Regions from separate parts of the Homo sapiens genome. Here region 1 is linked to region 2. The links are chromatin contacts, found by Hi-C or POLR2A ChIA-PET in ENCODE. All regions are on one chromosome and are shown on one strand. The core of a region is the stretch at or near the end of the contact, and the rest is flanking DNA. Distances in the headings are between cores, read along the strand shown. Region 1 has its middle 130 kb from the start of TRIB2. Region 2 overlaps MIR3681HG (MIR3681 host gene).

Region 1 (5,125 bases), core at 1,554-4,053, 160 kb before region 2:
TTCATATGTTTCTCTGTAGCCCTGCCATTTGAGAGATCTGTAAATAAAATTGCTGATGGTGAAGGACTGTGTCCCTTAAAGAAAGGAAAAAGGAACTCATATATTTGTTAAGTATCTAAAAGTACTTATATTTTTGCATTTATATAATCCAGAAATCCCATGAGAAAAGCATTATTATGATCATTTTATAGATAAATTAACTGTCCTTATGAGATGCTAAATAACACAGTTAGTAAACCATGGAATTAGTGTTTAAATATAGCTAACCCATTCCCAACACCTTACTCTTCCCATACCACGGGCTGAGAAAAAGTGAGGAAAATTCAGTTCTGGGGTGACTTCAAGTGAAGTGGTTTTCATAAGAAAGTCTACTCCTTCTGAGAGTTTAAGACCAAGGACCAGGATCCAGTCTGCCTGATGCACTTTATTATCCCCAGGAGGTTGCTTTGCTCCCCCGGGCCTTCATGTTCTCATTTCGCCAGTGCAAATAGCAACACCTTTCCTGCCCACTGTACTAGGTTGTTTTGAATTACAGGGAATGCATTTCAGGTAGAAGTAAATGCCAGTGTGATTGCGTGGTTATTGTTGCTGATGTCATTTGTTTTTGCAGAGAACTGAATAGGTTTATTCTGGAGGTGATAATTGGGAAGGTCTGTCCCCATGCTGCCAGGCACCATGGCCAGCCGAGCAGAATGCTTTGACTTGAGAATTTCATGAGCAAGGCGGAATAAGCCACTCAGCTTCTGTACAAGCAAAGCCAGGCAACAGCATTAATTAATGTGGATGAGAAGAGACAGGCCCTTGTTTGTAATTAGGAGACTCTGTGGACCTTGTTTTCTTCTCCAGTCTCTCTTAAACATGGTGAGAGCTGTGGCTTCCATGGGGTGAGTAGTTGCCCACCTCTCCACCTCCCTCTCCTCAGCCAGCTGATTTCCAGCCCTGGGATCTGGGGTACAGGAAGATCAGGTTTACATCCTAATCCTAGGAAACTTCGCCTCAGCTCACTCGGTTCATTTCAACCAAAAGGTGAAAGGAAACTGAGAGTTAGCTGATGCCAAAAAAGGCAATCAGACCAACACAAGCCAGAACCGAATTATGTCACTCTGGGCTTTCTGCACCGTTGCCACCATTAACACCTGGAAGGCCTTTGATTGTCACATTAGCAAAACATGCCATAAAGCATGAGCTTCCCTTCTTCCCACAGAAACCCTGGCCCCTTTGCAAGGGGGGGAGGTGGGGCAGTGTCACAAAGGTGGCTTTCAGCCCTAGAAGGCTTTCTTGATTAGGCCTCTGAGGGGAGACTTCCACGAAGTCTTCTCACAGGAATTTGCAGCCAGTTACAGCACTGATTTCCAGCAGCTTCTAGATGAAGGACTCTTGGAACCTCTGAGCCCAGAAGGACAGTGGAGATTGGTTGCTCAAATCACCTTATTTTATAGAGATGAAAATTGATGTCTCAGGTGAAAAATTTAATTTTCAACATGAATTTTTCTGACCACCGTGTGTCAAATAGGATGCAAAATGTTGAGGATACAATGATCTCTAACTTCATCTCATTCAGAAGTGGAGACTGTCTATCACGTGCAAGATGCAGGGAACGTTTACTAACTACCACCGAATACAGCAGAGCTGTGAATATAACGACAGCCACAGGTTCCTTGTCAGGAAGTGCAAAATAGGATCACACACACACACACACACACACACAATGTCTCTACAAATAACTAAGGTAGCCAAATAATAAAATATCTACCTTTCAAAATAGCTACACATTTAACATTCAATCATGTGTAAAGTATGTTAATTTTTCTCTGCTCATTTCCTGATGCAAGTTTATTTGAACTCATCCTGTCTCCTCAGTATCATGTCTTCCTTGTCAATCAAAGCGCTCTTTGAGTCACCTAGTGCGCCTAATCTTTATTTAGGTTTGAGAGGCAGATCTTCTTGAATCTTTATAAAAGGTTGTCACTGGAAGTTTTTTCCCAAGTCACAAGTTTCTATTTACTATTCATGATCTTTGCAACATACATCTCTTACCCAATTGCGTTCCTAAAGTGGTTTTGATATCCTTGTTTGTGACAACGTGCAAGAAATGAACTTGGGAGGTCATCACCAACTCCCAATCCCCAGAGAAATAATTACACCTAAATTACATTTCTTTGCCCCCTTTGTTAATAATCCCGTTAAGAGACTTCTATGGAGATCCAATACCAATGTTTACTGAGGTTGCTTCATGTTAATGTCTCTTCTCCAAATACTAATCTGATTTGAAAAGTAAAATATTTGGGAAAGTCCTCTATAGTAGATTTTATATAGAACTAGATATGTTGCAATTCCTTATTCTCAAAATGATGTGTAGTTTTGGGGAAGACAGTTTTCCTTTTAATCTGACCTTTATGGCATAAGTGGAAGGGTAATACAGTAGTCCCTCCATTTCCGTGGGGAATATGTTCTATGGAATATGTTCTAAGACCCCCACTGGATGCCTGAAACTGCAAATGGTACTGAACCCTATACATACTACACTTTTTTCTGTACATACATACCTATGATAAAGTTTAGCTCATAAATTAGGCACAGTAAGAGATTAACAACAATAATAAAATAGAACCTTGATCACAATATGCCAGTTTCACTATTGTTGCACTCTGAGGCCATTATTAAGCGAAACAAGGTTTCCTGCACACAAGTACTGCAATACCAGGACAGTGATTCTGAGAGCTGGGATGGCTACTGAGTGACTCACAGGCCGGGAGCATACGCAGTGTGGATACATTGGACAGAGGGATGAATCAAGTGCTGGGCAGGAGAGAGCAAGGCAGCACAAGGTTTCATCATGCTACTCACAATGGCACACAATTTACAACATGATTTCTTTCTGAGATTTTCCATTTAATGTTTCCAGACTGCAGTTAACCATAGGTAACTGAAAAGTGAAACTGGAAAGTGAAACTGTGGTTAAGGAGGAAGGAGGAAGTACTGTGTGGAAGAGAGTGTGAATGACTTTTTCTAGAAGAAAGGGGATGAGTTAAGAAACTTTCCAAGGAGGAAGTGATACTAGAGGGTGAGTTAGAAGGACCATAGGTCATGGTGTTAAGCAAGTGAAGTTGGAAGCACCCCTCATATAAAGGTACTATGGGGAAATGTTAAGAACCATGGAATATCTGAGATTTTCTTTTCTTTGCAACCAGGCAAGTTAGCTATTGCAGGTTCATGAGTGCCGGCAGAAGAAATGAGACTCCTGGACCAGAGACAAAGGACCATTGTTTACAACACAGACAGCAGCATAAACTTCATGGTTGCATTGGTTCGCCTTGTTCCAACTTCTAATGGAGGCAACACAAAAGTGGACTCAGGTGAATGCTGCATGCACAGGTGTGCATCACAAATGAGGAACTCCAATCTCATGAACTCAAATCTTTTATACTAGATTGCAAGCAAACTTGTGGGAATTTTTTCCCAGAAGGAAGACATTATCTTTCTTTTACCTGGCACTTAACAAACTTACCCTCTACTCTGGAGGATGATGCTATCTATATCTTCCAAGGCTTCTTGCTATACAAACATCCTTGAAAATATAGTTATCTTTTAGTGCTTCTGCTTGCAATACCTTCAGAAATGGGAAAACCCAATGGAGAATTGACTCCCAATAGGAAAAGCAAATATACTTGAAATGACTTACTTGAGGTCACAAAGCCAACCAGGTCTACTCACAGGCTACACAGTGCACATACACTCTACTCCCGGCCTTTCCTGCTGACATCATTCTTCTGTGGGATGATTGGGTCCTCTAGATAGCATGCAAGCCCGAGGAGGCACACAATGAGGGAAGAGCCCATGCAGCAGGCAGACTTCTAAAGTGACCCCCAATGGCCCACATCCTTGTACAATACTTACCCCTTGAGTGTAGGAGCAATAGGAAGGGTATCTCTTCTGTAACTAGATCAGTTATACATCAAAGGTGAAAAGATTTTGAAAATGTAATTAAGGGCCCTAATTAATTGACTTTGAGGTAGTCTAAGAGAGATTATCCTGAGTGAGTCTGATATAATCAGGCGAGCCATTTAAAACAGGTGCCTTGTTGTGGAAAGAGCCACATGACAGAGAATGACAGGTGTCTTCTAGAACCTCAGGAGTTCTGTCTCACAACTACAAGGAGTTGAATTCTGCAAACTAACAGTGAGCTTGGAAGAAAATGCCAAGCCTCAGATGAGTTCACAGTCCTAGTAGACACCTTGATTGTCTGAGCAGAGAACCTAGTTACGCTGTACCTGGACTTCTGACTCACGGAAGCTGTAAGATAAGAAATCTGTGTTGTTTTAAGTTACCAAATCTGTGTACATTTGTTATATACAACTAATGCACCCCAAGACTGACTTCTAGTTGTTGTATATTTCTTAACTATGCTTCTATAAGATAGCAGAATGAAGACACACGTATTTATTGAGCACTATTACTTGTTTTTATTCATCTTTCTTAAATATGTGCATAGCTCATATTAATTTCAATGTTTAATATTAGAAGTGTTTTGCTCTTTATTTAGAAGTTTGATGATGTTTTTGTGATTAGAAATATGCTGCAGGAACTTAAGTCCTATTTATATCAATTAGCCTGTGGTAAAGTTGGTTTCATTATACATCATTTAGCTTGAAGTCCAGTTTTCAAGAACCTACTAGATCTGACTTTTAGAACTATATTAATATTTTGCATACGCAAATATAATTAATAAGAACGGAAGAAAAAAACTCCACATGGAATGCGAACAGAAACAAAGTAACCAAACTGCATTTCAAGTTAATAACACAACCGCACTAAAGGAAAAAAGAAAAAAAGAAATGTCACTTTTGAGAACATGTTTCTCTAGTTAATAAGTCCTCTGCATTAGAAGTTGGCAAATCTTCTTTCTAAAGGGTCAAATAGTTAATATTTCTAGCTCTGTGAGCTATATGATCTCTATTCCAAATATTCCGCCTTTGGATCCAGAAATCAGCTATAGATAATATGTAAATGGATGGGGGAGTGGCACTGTGTTCCAATCCAACTTTATGCATGACATTGAAATTTGAATTTCATATAAGTTCCGTATGCCACAAAATTTTATTCTTCTTTGGGTTTTTTTTTCAAC
Region 2 (5,117 bases), core at 1,483-3,982:
TTTTAAGCTCCCAGTTCTAAGAAGCATTAATCCATCTGCTTCATGGGATTCAGACTAAAGCTTTTATTCATTTTTGCCAATTTTTGGAAAGACTCCATCCCTCCAGTTATATCTTGTTAGGCTCTTCTGGAACAGTAATACTCCCTCATGAAAGAATGTTCTAACTTCATGATGCCTTCCATTTCACAGTGATTTCTGCTTCATGGAGAGAAGAGATGGAAAACATAACTTTTAAAGTGATTTTTGCATTCTTCTTTAGATACTTTGCATTATTTTTTAAAAAGCTATAGACTTAAAAGATGAAAATTATAGACTTTGCTATTGTTATGGGCCGAGAATTGCACCTCACTTAAAAAAAAATGAGAGAGACAATTCTGATGTGAATCTCATGTTTATTGTTTTAAAAGCTCTGTGCTAATACCAAAAGAATGTATTTCTGGTGGGAAGTGCTATATTTCCATGCCTTCAGGGAATTTGACTTCTGTCCTAAAAATATATTTCCTTAGATATTATAAACAGAACACCTTAAACAATAATAAAATAAAATATGGCAAAAAAAAATCTACCACAAGCATAGCGATGTTTTACATCCTCATCATGTAAGGGCTTTAAAGCTATAGGAAAAGCCTGAACATCCACTCCCCCTTAATAGAAAAGTGTTCAAAGAATACAAAAGGCACTTTACAAAAGAAGTCTTGCAAGTGGCAAGCAAATGTGAAATAAAAACGTTAACTTTACGAATAATCAGTGAAATGAATATAAACACATCAGTAAAATAAAATCTGCTCTCAGTAGGTTAGAGAATGTGTTGTGTTTTTCTTATTGCTGTTGTTACATGTTCCTTGACATTGGTAAGCAGGTGTACAATAACATCCTCAGAACATTCTGGTGAGATAAATTGCTGCAACTTTTCTGCAGGACAATTTAAAATTGGCCTAGTTTTTTAACCCAGTAATTCTTATCCTTCCAATTTGTTATTTGAAAAGGCATGAATACGTTCATATTTCCAAATATGTAGTCACCACAGCATTTTTATAATAGCAAAAGTAACCCAAATAACTGAAAAGACCAAGAATAGAAAAATGTTCAAATTAATTACACTTAATCCATTTGATGGAGTCCTATGTGGTCAGTCACTAAAAATCATTTTTTGAAGACTAATTGCATAGGAGATTGTTTACAGTAATAAATAATTTTTAAAAACTTTAAAAATCTCAATATAATATGTTCCCCAATATGCTTATAAATGTATATATTTAAAATACTATCAAAAGTACATCAAAACAATCATGGTTACCTCTGCATGACAGGATTACCTTTTCCTTCTCTCCTGCTTTTGTCCATATTTTCCAAAGTTTCTATCAGAAATGGGTGTTACTACTGGGCACCCTGGCTCATACCTGTAATCCCAGTACTTTGGGAGGTCAAGGCAGGATACCTGATTGAGCCTAGGTGGTCTAGACCAGCCTGGCAAAATAGTGAGACCCTATCTCTACCAAAAAAAAAAAAAATGCTGGGAGTGGTGGTGCGCACCTGTAGTCCCAGCCACTTGGGAGTCTGAGGTTGCAGGATCACTTGAGCCTAGGAAATCGAGGCTGCAGTAAGTTGTGATCCTGTCACTGCACTCCAGCCTGGGTGACAGAGCGAGACCCTGCCTCAGAAAAAAGGAAAAATGGAGAAAGAAAAGAAATGCATATTACTCCTTTATAGTTCAATTAAAACTTCTTATCTAAAAACGAGATGCTATTTCTGAAAGTATAGAAAGCTCTCCTTGACTATGGATGGCAACTCTGAGACACTGGGCTGCATAATAATATTATGTGTTCAGCAGTGCGTCTCCAAATGTGTCACAGCTTAAATATTCATGGATTTTGATTGTGAGGAGACCCAGAGGGATAAAGCAGTTTGTCCAAGGTCAGGTGGCAAACCTGTAGCAAAGGCAAGATTAGAACCAAGACCTCCTGGCTCCTATTCCAGTACTCCTCCAGTACCACACTGGTGTTTGTTGTTGTTTTGTTTTCTATATAAAGAATTTTTCTGACCTTAATGGCAACTTTAACAAACACAGAACAAAAGCAAGAATTAATTGAGTAATGGAAATGAAGGAGAAAGAAAATCTCTGCCTATGATAACAGCCACCATCTCTCTCATTATGCTGAACTGTGGTTAAAATGCCCAAAGTTGGCCGGGTGCAGTGGCTCACCCCTGTAATCCCAGCACTTTGGGAGGCTGAGGGGGGCGGATCACAAAGTCAGGAGATCGAGACCATCCTGGCTAACATGGTGAAACCCCGTCTCTAGTAAAAAATACAAAAAAAAAAAAAAAAAAATTAGCCAGGCATGGTGGCGGGTGCCTGTAGTCCCAGCTACTCGGGAGGCTGATGCAGGAGAATGGCATGAACCTGGGAGGCGGAGCTTGCAGTGAGCCGAGATAGTGCCACAGCACTCCAGCCTGGGCGAAAGCGAGACTCTGTCTCAAAAAAAAAAAAAAAAAAAAAAAGTGCTCAAAGCTCATCTTCCTCTTTAAAGAGCACTCCCACGGGTGCTGTGGAGTTAGGCTTAGATCTCAGTATTGAGTAGACTGAGTAAACTATGCCTGGAAGTTTCACTATACAAAGTAACTTTCAGTTTCTTCCCAAGTCACCGGTTTAAACATATGCACAGGATATATAACGTCCTGGGTGGTTTACTGTCTCACTTAGCTGACCAGTGAGAGGCGTTCTTAAGTACTGCTTTCCTCAGTTCACTTTGAGCAAATACATTACTCATTAAGCCTCTGTTGGTCAAGAACCTGAAAACAAGTAGCAGTTGCAGTGTTGGTTCCTTCCTTCAAAATTTGATGTTTAGAGAACTTTCTAGAATAACTGTAAAACTAGTGAAATCTGGAGGAAAGCCAACATTGGCTTTGCAAAAACACTATCTTTCTAATCCAGTTTCTTAATGTTTAGCCATTACTGACAGCTTTCTTCCCTGCTTTCTTCCTTTTCTTTCATTTTCCTCTTTTTCCATTTTGCCTGTCTTTTCGTTCCCTTTTCCCTTCCCTTTTCTCAGTTTTTACTTCTGTTTTTTCTTGCTTCTTATTATCTTTCTCTCATCCTTTCTTTTTTCTTTTTTTCACCTCTTCCTTCGATCTTCCTTCTGTCCTTCCCTCCCTCTCCTCCTTCCTTTCTTCCTCCCTTTCCTCCTTCCTCCTTCTTCTCCTTCCTTTTTCCTTTCTTCTTCTCTTTCTTCCTTCCTTCCTTCTTCCTTCTAACTGACACAGTAAATATTTTTGTCTCCCATTAGTTGCCAGACCTCGTAGTCACCCGCTTGGAGCCAGACTAGCAATTGCCAAAGAATGGGCCTTTGAGTCAGACCAGTCAAGAGTCAATTTTCTGATTCAATGTCAACTAACTGCCTGAACATGACCAAGTTATTTAATCTCTACATATTCTTTCATTTCACCAGCACACATTTATTGAATGCCTCTTATGTGTCTTAAGCTATGTAAGGTGTACCCAGTATACTTTTAAAAAACACTCTGTAAAGTGGGGAAAGTGCAGGCTACCCTTGGGCTATTGTAATAAGCCAACTAAACAACACATGTGGCAATGGATAACCTATTTCTGGCACACTGTAGCTTCCCGCTTCCCGTATTTTTCTTTTGCATCCTAGATGCCAAGTATGCATATGTGAGACCCAGTTTTTCAAAGGATCTTACAGGCTAGCCAAAAAAAAAAATCCAGAGTTCTTACTAAAAGGAAAAGAAAAAACTATACTGTGTTTTGTGTATTCTAAATCATGTACTTTTCAGATTTTAGCATCTTTTGTATCAGAATGCATCTTAAAATTGCTGCTAGCCAGGTGGTGGCAATTGCGATGTAGTTGCTACTGGGGTCACATGTGGGCTCAGAGTTGTACACATTATCACCACTTTAGTTCATTAGGTTATATGATTAGTATTACACATACTGAGTTTAACTGCGTTTAAAATATATTTGAAGAGATGATTTTATGATTCCATATTAAAACAAAAATCTATTTGTGTGCACAAAAAGGCAAAAAATAAGAGCAGTAAGGCAGTAATTTGACATCAATGAAGCAAATAGTCTTCATTAGAGAATTTACCACCAGCATCAAAATCTGCAGAATGGTGTCAACAACTTGGAAGGAAATATCATGGGAAATAGTAGAGAACTCTTCTTAGAAATGGTGCATTACCATCAGATTAAGTGGCCCGGATGGAAAAGCACAGCCATCTGTGACTCTGGGCTGAAAAGTGATCAAAAGCAATGAAAGGCTTTAGGAACAAAACAAAACAAAAACAAACAAAAAGCAACAGCAAAATCCCCTCCGTTCAAATCCTGACTCTGCTCTTATTCATGATTCCATTTTGCTAGGACTTAGTTTCCTCTGTTGGAAGAGGAATATTCATAGCATGTACCCAGCAGGGTTGTTATAAAAATAAATTCAAAAGAGGCTGTGGAATGAAATGACTTTTAGTTGCAAGTATTATAAACATATAGACTTTTTGCAGAGCTCATTGTTCACGTGGCTGGTTTTTGTTATTCTTTTTTCCTGAGGCTATGAACTCCTTGGGGGCAGGGATGGTTGGTTAGCATTCAGCTCCCCATTGCCAATGTGTGACAGGCAGCCCATAGTTCATCAGTAAAAACAATGTGCCTGTGCCTAATGTTTTGCTGCTGTTGTTATCACTGTTGTTTTTAAAACCTATTTTGATGCTCACTGCCTCCCTCTGCTATAAAGCAAGTATTGGAATTGGTACTTGAAGTATAAGGAAGCACACAGAGAAGTCTGGTGATTTGTCTAAATCACATGGAAAGTTAGAATTGAGTGCTATCATGGGCCTGATATATTTTCGAACTGGGTCAGGACTGGCTCAGTCATGAGGGTGGGTCTGAGCCAGCCAGTGGGCTTCTTGGTACATCCAGCTCTCAGAAGCCGTCGGGGGGCGAGGGGGAAGGTTGGGAGAAAGGCTGGGCCTGTCCCCAGCTGTGCGCTAGAAACAATTATATGGAGCAATCTCCTGAAAGAGGCCAAGGCTACCCTGTGGCAGAAAGGAGCCTGAACATGTAAACATCTGTGAGGGCGGGGGTGCCTGGAAAGAGCTGCAGGAAG

What was found. A loop is a pair of places that touch in the nucleus more often than their neighbours do. ChIA-PET counts read pairs that join two places held with the same protein, here RNA polymerase II (POLR2A). Pooled maps may share reads with other maps.
Region 1: a map with no recorded cell type shows a loop between it and region 2 (9-fold over the local background). The contact joins two enhancer-like sites. A Hi-C loop is called at or near these places in 8 of 37 single-sample maps with no recorded cell type and 7 of 50 pooled maps. POLR2A ChIA-PET finds 5 or more read pairs at or near these places in 1 of 52 experiments (PC-9).

What each region holds. Positions count from the first base shown.
Region 1 is chr2:12,586,074-12,591,198 of GRCh38, reverse strand. No RefSeq gene overlaps it. Among named protein-coding and RNA genes, the nearest start is that of TRIB2, 130 kb to the left of the region's middle. Within about 2 kb of position 2,803, at least 8 of the 41 ENCODE cell types and tissues checked have a DNase peak (open chromatin) inside an H3K27ac peak, as active enhancers do.
Region 2 is chr2:12,428,491-12,433,607 of GRCh38, reverse strand. All of the region lies in intron 4 of MIR3681HG (MIR3681 host gene), which reads right to left. Among named protein-coding and RNA genes, the nearest start is that of MIR3681, 230 kb to the right of the region's middle. Within about 2 kb of position 2,732, at least 7 of the 41 ENCODE cell types and tissues checked have a DNase peak (open chromatin) inside an H3K27ac peak, as active enhancers do.